Regions from separate parts of the Homo sapiens genome. Here region 1 is linked to region 2. Evidence: chromatin loops called from intact Hi-C (ENCODE). Cell type or tissue: Caco-2. All regions are shown on one strand. Each heading gives the region's core, and the rest is flanking DNA. Links, peaks and the distances in the headings are about the cores only.

The links. Hi-C counts contacts between places; a loop is a spot of excess contacts. Peaks named below come from ENCODE experiments on the same cell type or tissue, not always from the same donor. Only the 100,000 strongest peaks of a DNase experiment are listed, where the experiment ranks them.
Region 1: a loop joins it to region 2, with 16 times the contacts of the local background. A loop is called at or near these places in 1 of 110 quality-filtered maps.

Annotation. Positions count from the first base shown.
Region 1 is chr6:46,892,744-46,897,144 of GRCh38, forward strand. The region is part of intron 3 of ADGRF5 (adhesion G protein-coupled receptor F5); the gene reads right to left. Among named protein-coding and RNA genes, the nearest start is that of ADGRF5-AS1, 8.5 kb to the right of the region's middle. In Caco-2, for the core only: no CTCF peak of the experiment used is centred there; no DNase peak of the experiment used is centred there.
Region 2 is chr6:46,791,424-46,795,824 of GRCh38, forward strand. It overlaps MEP1A (meprin A subunit alpha), which reads left to right and starts at 1,966. Exons shown (of 14, transcript NM_005588.3): 1 at 1,966-2,044; 2 at 2,129-2,153; 3 at 2,243-2,293. The coding sequence starts at 1,976. In Caco-2, for the core only: no CTCF peak of the experiment used is centred there; no DNase peak of the experiment used is centred there; H3K4me3 peaks cover 1,462 bases.

The sequences.
Region 1 (4,401 bases), core at 72-4,071, 100 kb after region 2:
CATCTCAGAAAAAGAAAAGAAAAAGTTCACATTCAGGAAAAATGCATTGTGACCCATTGTCATTGACACTCATGTATTTTGATATTAAGCGTTGCTCCGCTCATCTGTTTGTTCCTTGATTTAATGATTTACCTGTAATTTTACTATTTATTGAATGCCTGTTTTCTAGGCACTGCACTAGGAGCTGGAGACACAGGGTGAATAAAAGGAGCAAAGCCCTGTCTTTGAGGATCTTTCATCATTATACTGGAGGCAAAAGATAAGTTTACATTTTAATTTAATAAAGGAAGGCAAGAGTGATGGGGACAACAGGGATTTTTTTTTTTTTTTTTTTTTTTTTTGTAGAATGGTTACAAAAGACCTTTCTCAAGCAGTAAACTTTGAGCAGAGACTCAGATGAAGTAAGGGATGAACCAGGAAGCTCTCTGGATAATGTCACTCTAGGAATAGTAAACAGGTGTTAAAACCCTGAGATAGCAACCCTCTTGGCTTGCTTGAGGAATAGCAAGAAGATGCCCTCAATCCCCCAGTACGCACTTGAAATTGGGTCATTTCTTCTCCTCTGAAGCCTGGAACAGTATCATGGTCCTATAGGCAAACAGAACATAGAGGCTGTGGCTGAGACTTTTTCCCCTGTAATGCACCGAGGTGACAGGATCAGCACCTAAGGAGCAGCTTAGATGCTCAGCGATCAGCGTGACCCACATAGCGGTGGGGTCAGAGGCTCTCTCACCTCATTCCCTCAGAAGGCCCAGAGTTTAGGCTTAGAAATGCCAAACCCACCTGTCCCGCTCAACCTGAGGACTTCAGAGCCTGTAAAGTAACATTCCTTGTCCTTCTCCAGACTACCAGGGACCAGGAGGCATGAGGACAGTTCCTCAACTTCTGTGTGTGTGTTTTGGATGCACTCTCATCCTCTTCTGCTCCTCAGGATGTCTGAATCCTGATAGTTTAATGTGTTTTCTTTGCCCCTGGCATTGTTTATCTAGATTTTTCTGGCTCGCTGATGCCCTATGTGGAAGGTAGCCAATTCCAGGTGTCATCAGTGTCACAGACAGAGGCCTATCAGCAGGCCCAGGAGGCACAAGACAACCAGGATTTCCCCTCTCCTTTCCCATAAATCACTGCCAGCCACACAGCACTTATCTTACAGGGACATTTCTGGAAAGTTGGCCACAAACTGCAACCAAGATATTTAGGTCTTAATCACAGCTGTTTAAGCAAACAATTCTACTTTTGCCTGGAAACACTAATGGGAACTATGGTTTGTCAGAGCCAGAGCTTAAGTAGATGGGTAAATTAACTTCTTCCCTGCTAACTTCACCCAGGAGAAAAGAGATTGGTTGGTTTGGCTTCCTCTTGACTAAAGAGGCCAATGCAATTTTACCATTGATGGTTTGGCTCTCCTGTTTCTCCCTGTTGGTCTTAGCAAGTAAATATCAAAAGATACCTACCATTTGGCTTGTTTCTTGACATATTCTAGAAGGTGGCAATTTGGCAGCATTGTCTGTCTACTACTGTGTGATTGCTCTGCAGATGCAGTGAAGGGATCTCATTCTCTCTTCAGGTTTCAGAAAGATTTGTTCACAAAGAAGAAAATCATCAGAACCCAAGGCTATGGGCTACCTGGCAGGTGTAGATGGAGGAGAAAGTGGGCAGCACTGTGTCATCAAACACCAGACTGTGAAGTCTAGGGAAGAGAATTCATTCCACTAGATAGCCATATACCCAAATCATCAAAGTTAGCCCCATCTTACCTAGTAAGATGAAGGCAGATATACCAGTCTTCCTTACACTACAAAGCTGTTCCAAGAGCCATGAAATGAGACTTCATGAGCCAACCAGGAACACATGTTGAAAACTATAACTCATAGCTATAAGCATGGACTTTGGAGCCAGAGAGAATGGGGAAGGAATGTCTTCTGACCTGGGCAGGTCATTTAACTCTGTGAGCCATACTTTGCTTATCTGTAAATGAAAGGTAGTATTTTCTCTGCAGGATTATTGTTAAAGAGCTGGAATCCTACATGAAAACCCCTAACAAAGTGTCTGGCATATAGTTGCCAGTAAAATAGTAATTCTGATTATCATAAATATAATGATTATATTTTATGCAGATGTGTGCTGATAGGTCAAGAAATGCTAACATTAAGGGCCTGGTGTGGAGGCTTACGCCTGTAATACCAGCACTTTAGGAAGCCAAGGCGGGCAGATCATGAGGTCAGGAGATGGAGACCATCCTGGCCAACACAGTGAAACCTGTTTCTACTAAAAATACAAAAAATTAGCTGGGTGTGGTGGCATGCACCTGTAATTCCAGCTACTTGGGAGGCTGAGGCAGGAGAATTGCTTGAACCTGGGAGGCGGAGGTTGCAGTGAGCCGAGATCGCACCACTGCACTCCAGCCTGAGTGACACAGTGAGACTCTGTCTCAAAAAAAAAGAAACGCTAACATTATTCCTATCAGGCTTCACCTTTGGTATAGTTAAAAAAACAAACAAAAAAGAAAAACATTAATCAGAAAAATTTTAAAAAAGCAAAACACTCCCAACATTAAATGTCAAGCTTAAAACCAACTCCACACACCAGCCTGAAAGCACCAGGTCTTCTATCTCACTCCACCACCATCACTGCCGGCTCAGAGCACTCAGGGCTACATGTCATCATCAGAAAGGCTGCAATCATGAAAACCCAAAAGTCTGTTCCTCAACCTGGGAAGTGCACGGCATTTCCTAGACCCAGATCTAAAAGGGCCAGCACACCCAGGTTGCTAGGCCTGCAGAAAGGGCAGGATTTCCGTGCTAGCAGCCAGAGACCCAATCTGGGAGGAACCTTACTCTGACTAAATAGATGTGAAAATGTGAGCGCATCCAGTGCAGGGTTTGGACATCCTGAATGCCCCTCTCTTGCTGTTTTGCCTCTCCTCAGTTATTCCTTTAAAGCCGGAGAATAATCAACTGGGGCTCTTCAGCACCAGGCTCCAAGACACGCCCCTTCTGTCAGAAAGCTGGAGTGGAGAACTTGGCCAGTTGATATTTGTGTTACTTCTAACCAATAAGAAACATCCACTTTCATTCCCCCATGAAGAGTCCCCATAAGACTAAATTTGGAGTTTGTCTGCAAACCTCCAAAACAAGCTTCTCCTTCCAACTCTGGTCTCTACCTGTGACCTCCCCAAAGCACCATCTCCTAGGTTTGTGCACTCCTGAAGAGTCACAGGGATTATTGCTGTCCTTCATCCCCAAGTCACATCTGTCCAAGACCTTTTGCTGTGTTTTTCAAAATGTCTTTGGCGAGCATTTCCTCTGCTTCTTTCCTATCTTACTCCATGGCAGAGTCGCATGTCTAGACTGCCGAGCCTCCTGGCTGGTCTCCCAGGCACTAATTTCTTCGTGTAATTTATTTAGCCATAACCATGGGGATACTTTTCACTTAAGTGAGTTCATCAGTCACCTCTCTGTGGCAGCCGCTCAGCTGATCCAGAATCTACTTCCTGATGGAATCGTGACATGACTCGGGATCTTTCCCCCATTCTTATTTCTCTCTGCTCCCTTACAGCCACTCATTGTCCTAACAGGCAGCTCCATGCTTTTTCTCGCCTCTAGGTTTCATGCAGGCTTCTTTTTCCTGAGAGAATTTTGAAAGAGTTTTCCTAAAATGCTAACTCCTATATCACAGCATCTGTGCCCCTGCCTTCAAGTGGTACAGAATACCTTCTCTGGACTGGAGGTAGATCAGGCCCTTTCAAACGCAACACTATTTTATAAATAAATCGATTTTCTTTGTTTAAATTTCTTTAAAAAACTATTAAAAGAAAAATAAACACCAGATAATCCAATTAACATTTTAAAAGTAATATTAACATAACCTTATTTAATCTTCCTAACAACCCTATAAAGTAATATGTGTGAGATATATGTGTGTGTGTGTGTAAATGTGACATACATATGTGATACATATATATGTGATACATATATATATATATGTAATATAATACAGTCAGCCCTCTGTATCTGTGGGGTTCTGCATCCATGGATTCAACCAATCTCAGATGGAAAATATTTTTAAAAATTTTGTCTATACCGAACATGTACAGCCTTTTTTTCATGTCACTATGACTTAAAAAGTACAGTACAACAACTATTTACATAGCATTTACATTGTACTAGGTATTATAAATAATCTAGAGATAATCTAAAACATATTCAAGGATGTACATAGGTTATATGCAAATTGACACAATTTAATATCAGGGACTTCAGCATATGCACATTTTGGTATCTGAGGGGTTCCTGGAACCAATCCCCCATGGATACCAAGGGAAGGACAACAGTATACACACACACACACACACTCATATACATGTATACACATATACACAGACATATGCATGCATATATA
Region 2 (4,401 bases), core at 225-4,224:
TAAAAGTCTTTTGTGACAGGAAATGCTTTTTTGACAGCAGGACTAGCCCACCTGCCCAGTAGTAAGTCTGAGGTAGAGAGATGCAGGCTCTAGACCTTGAAGATTGCTCTAATGCCAAAGATTCTTATATCTGGTGCAGGCAAGAATAGGTGGGTGTGTGCATATATTTAGTATTGTGCTGGCGCAGATGGAGCCCACTGTGTACATCTCTTCCCAACACTGCATTCAGTGACATGGTGTTGGTAGCTTGAAATTGACCATGGCAATCAACAAACACTACAAATAAAGGCTTGGTTTTGTTTGTTTGCTTGTTTGTTTTTACTTTTTTTAAAAGAGCCGATTATTAAACATTTACCTGTGCATGGCTGAATATATTCCATAATTTATCTTTTCTTTTAGTATAAACACATTTTCCCCATTCTTTACCATAACAAAAAAACTTCAATGAATATGCTATGTGGAATTTTGTGCACATATGTGTGAGTTCCTTTAGCATATAGACCTAGAAGTGAAGTTTCTATCTTATGAACTGTGCACATTTCAACTTCATTAGATAGCATCAAATTGATGTCCTACTAGATTTCCTATTTTCTTACCTTCTTGTTGACACTTGATATTGTCAGTCTTCTTAATTTATGCCAATCTTAGCTTGAGGTGGTATTTTACTGCTATTTGAACCTATAATTTTTCTGATTACTTACGAGGCTAAAAATCTTTTTACATATTTATTGGCCATCTGGGTCTTTTGTGAATTTGCTACTCATATTTTTTGTTCATTTTTTCCTTAGATAATCTCCTGTTCTTTTTATTGATTTGTAGAAATTCTTTACATATCCTGAATACTTATTCTTATTCAATTATATGCAGTATACATATCATCTCTCACCTGTGGCTTGTCTTTTAATCATGTTATGTTTTTGTCATAAAGAAGTTTAAATTTTGATACAGTCAAATGTATTATTCTTTTCCTCTGTAATTTCTATGTTTTTTTCATGTTTAAGCAATCTTTCTTGACCTAAAGGTTAAAAATATGTTCCTATATTTTCTTTTTTGAAGTTTATATTTTCATATTTAAATTTTTAATCTATCTAGAATTTATTTTTGTCAATGGTATCAGGTGTACATTTAATGTATTTCCTCATATGGAAATGCAATTATTCCCACATTATTATGAAAGAGACCCAAGTTTCCCTCTTGCCTTTTTGGTTCCTCTTATACATAAAAGCCCTGCATATGCTTGCATCTATTTGGATATTACCTATTCCAGTCTATAGATTCATTTTATCTTTATTTTTGGAACTATTACACTCTAATTACTGTAACTTTACCAAAGCTCCTGATATTCTTTTGAGGCAATTCTTTTCTCTTTATTCAGCCTTTTCAGAATTTTCTTATCTATTCTTCAATGTTTACTCTTTCATGCGAATTGAACCATTTGTCAGCTTGGCAAGTTCCACTGAAAACCCTGTTAGATTTTTTACTAGAATGACAATGAATTTATAGATTAATATTAAAACAATCTATTAATATTTCATACATATGTACATATAGAGAGAGAGTCAGGTATTTTTATGTCCTTCAATAATTGCTTTATAACATTTCCATAAAATTTGAATTTATATTTTATTAGAATTAAATAATAATAATTTTATAAATTATTTTTATTTTTATTGTTAAGGGGATCGTCTATCCTGTTTTATGATATGAATGGCTATGGCTGCCCTATAGGAATGTTATTAGTTCTTATATGCTCATTTCCGTATTAATTTTTCAAACTTTTCCCCAGTCTTTGGAGCTTAAGCATTTAAGGTAAACTTAGTGTTTGTCCTCGAAAGAGTCAATGATGTTATCTTTGACAACCTTTATTGGCACTACGGTACATATGGAAGGGTCAAAGTTTCTAATACGACCGTCAGGGTAAAGTCTAAACGGTATTTATGACAAGGTGTGTGCTAAAATCAGCTCACTTGCAGCAATGGCTTGGATTAGATCCACTTGCATTCTCTTTTTTACCTTGCTTTTTGCCCACATAGCAGCTGTACCGGTAAGTCGAGTCCTGCTTTTTGGATATTTAGAAATATTAATTCTAGTATACATTATCCATTTTCTGTATATTTATTTTTTTCAGATTAAGTATCTTCCTGAAGAAAATGGTAAGAATTAGTTCAAATGCACAGAGAGTGTTTTTGAACTTTTTTCCTTCGGCAAGACTAATAATAATTTTTTTTCTCACTTTTAACAGTACATGATGCAGATTTTGGTGAACAGAAGGATATTTCAGAAATCAATTTAGGTGAGTTCAATTTTTGTGTTATTAAAGTCTTGAAATTACTTGAAACCCAGTGGTGGGATTACTGAACACTTTCCTTCCTAATACTGTATTGTGATTCTCTGGGGGAGAAATATTTTTTGGTGCTTTGTGAGAAATTGCATTTTCTGAAAGATAAAAATGCGGAAAGAGAAGATAGTTAGACCAGACTTTCTAGGAGAGCTAGGAAGTCCTCAATGGATCTAGAAATATGTAACAAGTTTCTCTTTATAAAAATTTTATTTTTCCAATTTGTATTTGGAGGAAAAGGAAAGCAAATAGATAATTATTCCGATTGTTAAAGAAAAATATAAGAATAAGCCTCTGGTTATATTTAGTGGGGAAACAAAACCCAACCCCTCCACTGGCCCATCATATTCACTAACAACTCCTCGGTTGAGACTTAGGGGTGAGTGTAAAGCAATCTCCACTTAGACATCTCATTTACAAATATATTTCTTGAAGAAATTCATCAGTCTCATCCATTACTGAGAGGAGAGAGAAGCTGAGTCATCATCTCTGTTTTCTCTCTGTTGTCCTGCTTCTGAAATGAGAGAGAAGCCTCTGCATTCCCAGTGTCTTAGGTCAGGATTTGTGGAAGCAGAGCTATTCATGATAATAAGTACCTTCAGTTTACAAAAGCTTTTATATGCAATTGCATATTTATTTGTCCAGTCTTGTCGTGGAGTAAGTGCTGTTTTCATTTTTTTGGGAAGCGACAGGTGGCTTCTCATGGGTAGAGTGACTTGCTCAAGATCATAGGTAGCAGTGATGGGGCTTACTTCCAGATCTTGTAGCCCATACCTTAATAGCTCAGTGCTATCTGAAGGCTACAAAACTAACATACCAATAACTAAGGGTCAATTTTTCTGGCTTTGTCTCACTCACAGAGAAGCCAGTTAGTTGATATTTAATTGGAATAGCTGGAGAATGGCTGCATAGGCAGAGCAGAAATAGTTTAGGAAGGTAAATGGGTGAATGCATAAATGGGTCCCAAGACTTCAGAGCCAGGCACTAAAATATCTCTCTTTAGAGTTAGCCATTGTGTAAACAGTTCAGAGAATCTGCTGTATTTTACAACAGAAATGGGATTAGAATTAGAGTTTTTCTAATCTCATCATTATTTATCTAATAAAAATTAATTATTTACCTCTTTGCCATTTTGTACTCTTTAGGCCCACCACCACCTCTGATCCTTGACCCCAGTGGAGAAATCTCATTACCATGTAAATCTTCTTTTTAGGCCATTTCAACCAAACCACCAGGATTGATTGGGTTAGCCATATGGCCAGATTCTAACACCATAAATTGGGAAAATCATATAGAGAAAATTGCCACCTTTTTACCATCTTCTTTTTGCCTCACAAGGCTGAGTAAACGTTTCTTATCCTCCATCCCAAGACCTGCTCCTCTCAGTCCTTTTCATTTCAGTAAATGTGACTCACTCCTTCTAGATTTTCGGCTCAGAATGTTAGAGTTGCCCCTAACTCTTGCTTTTCTCTCACACCTGACACACAATCTGTCAGCAAATGTTATTCGATCTACTCGATCTACTTTTCTTTTTTCTCTTTTCTTTTCTTTTCTCCTGAGATGGAGTGTTGCTATGTCACCCAGGCTCGAGTGCAGTGGTGCCATCTCGGCTCACTGCAACCTCCGCCTCCTGGGTTCAAGCGAGTCTCCTGCCTCAGCCTCCCGAGTAGCTGGGATTATAGGTGCCCACCACCATGCCAGGCTAGTTTTTCTATTTTTAGTAGAGATGGGGTTTCTCTATGTTGGCTAGGCTGGTCTTGAACTCAAGACCTTGTGATCCGCCCACCTTAGCCTCCCAAAGTGCTGAGATTACAGGCATGAGCCACCACGCCTGGCCTAGATCTACTTTCAAATCATACTACAGTTGAGACTTTTCAGCACTTTTACTGCCCCTACCTTGGTCAGCCACCTCATGTCTGGGCTGGTCCTTTGACAGGCCTCATAACTGTGCTTCCCTTTCTGCCTTTGCTCCCTAAAGACTATTCTGCACAACATAGAGCTCTCCTTTTAATATCCTTCAGATCATGTCATTTCTCTGCTCCAACCATCTAATGACTTCTCCT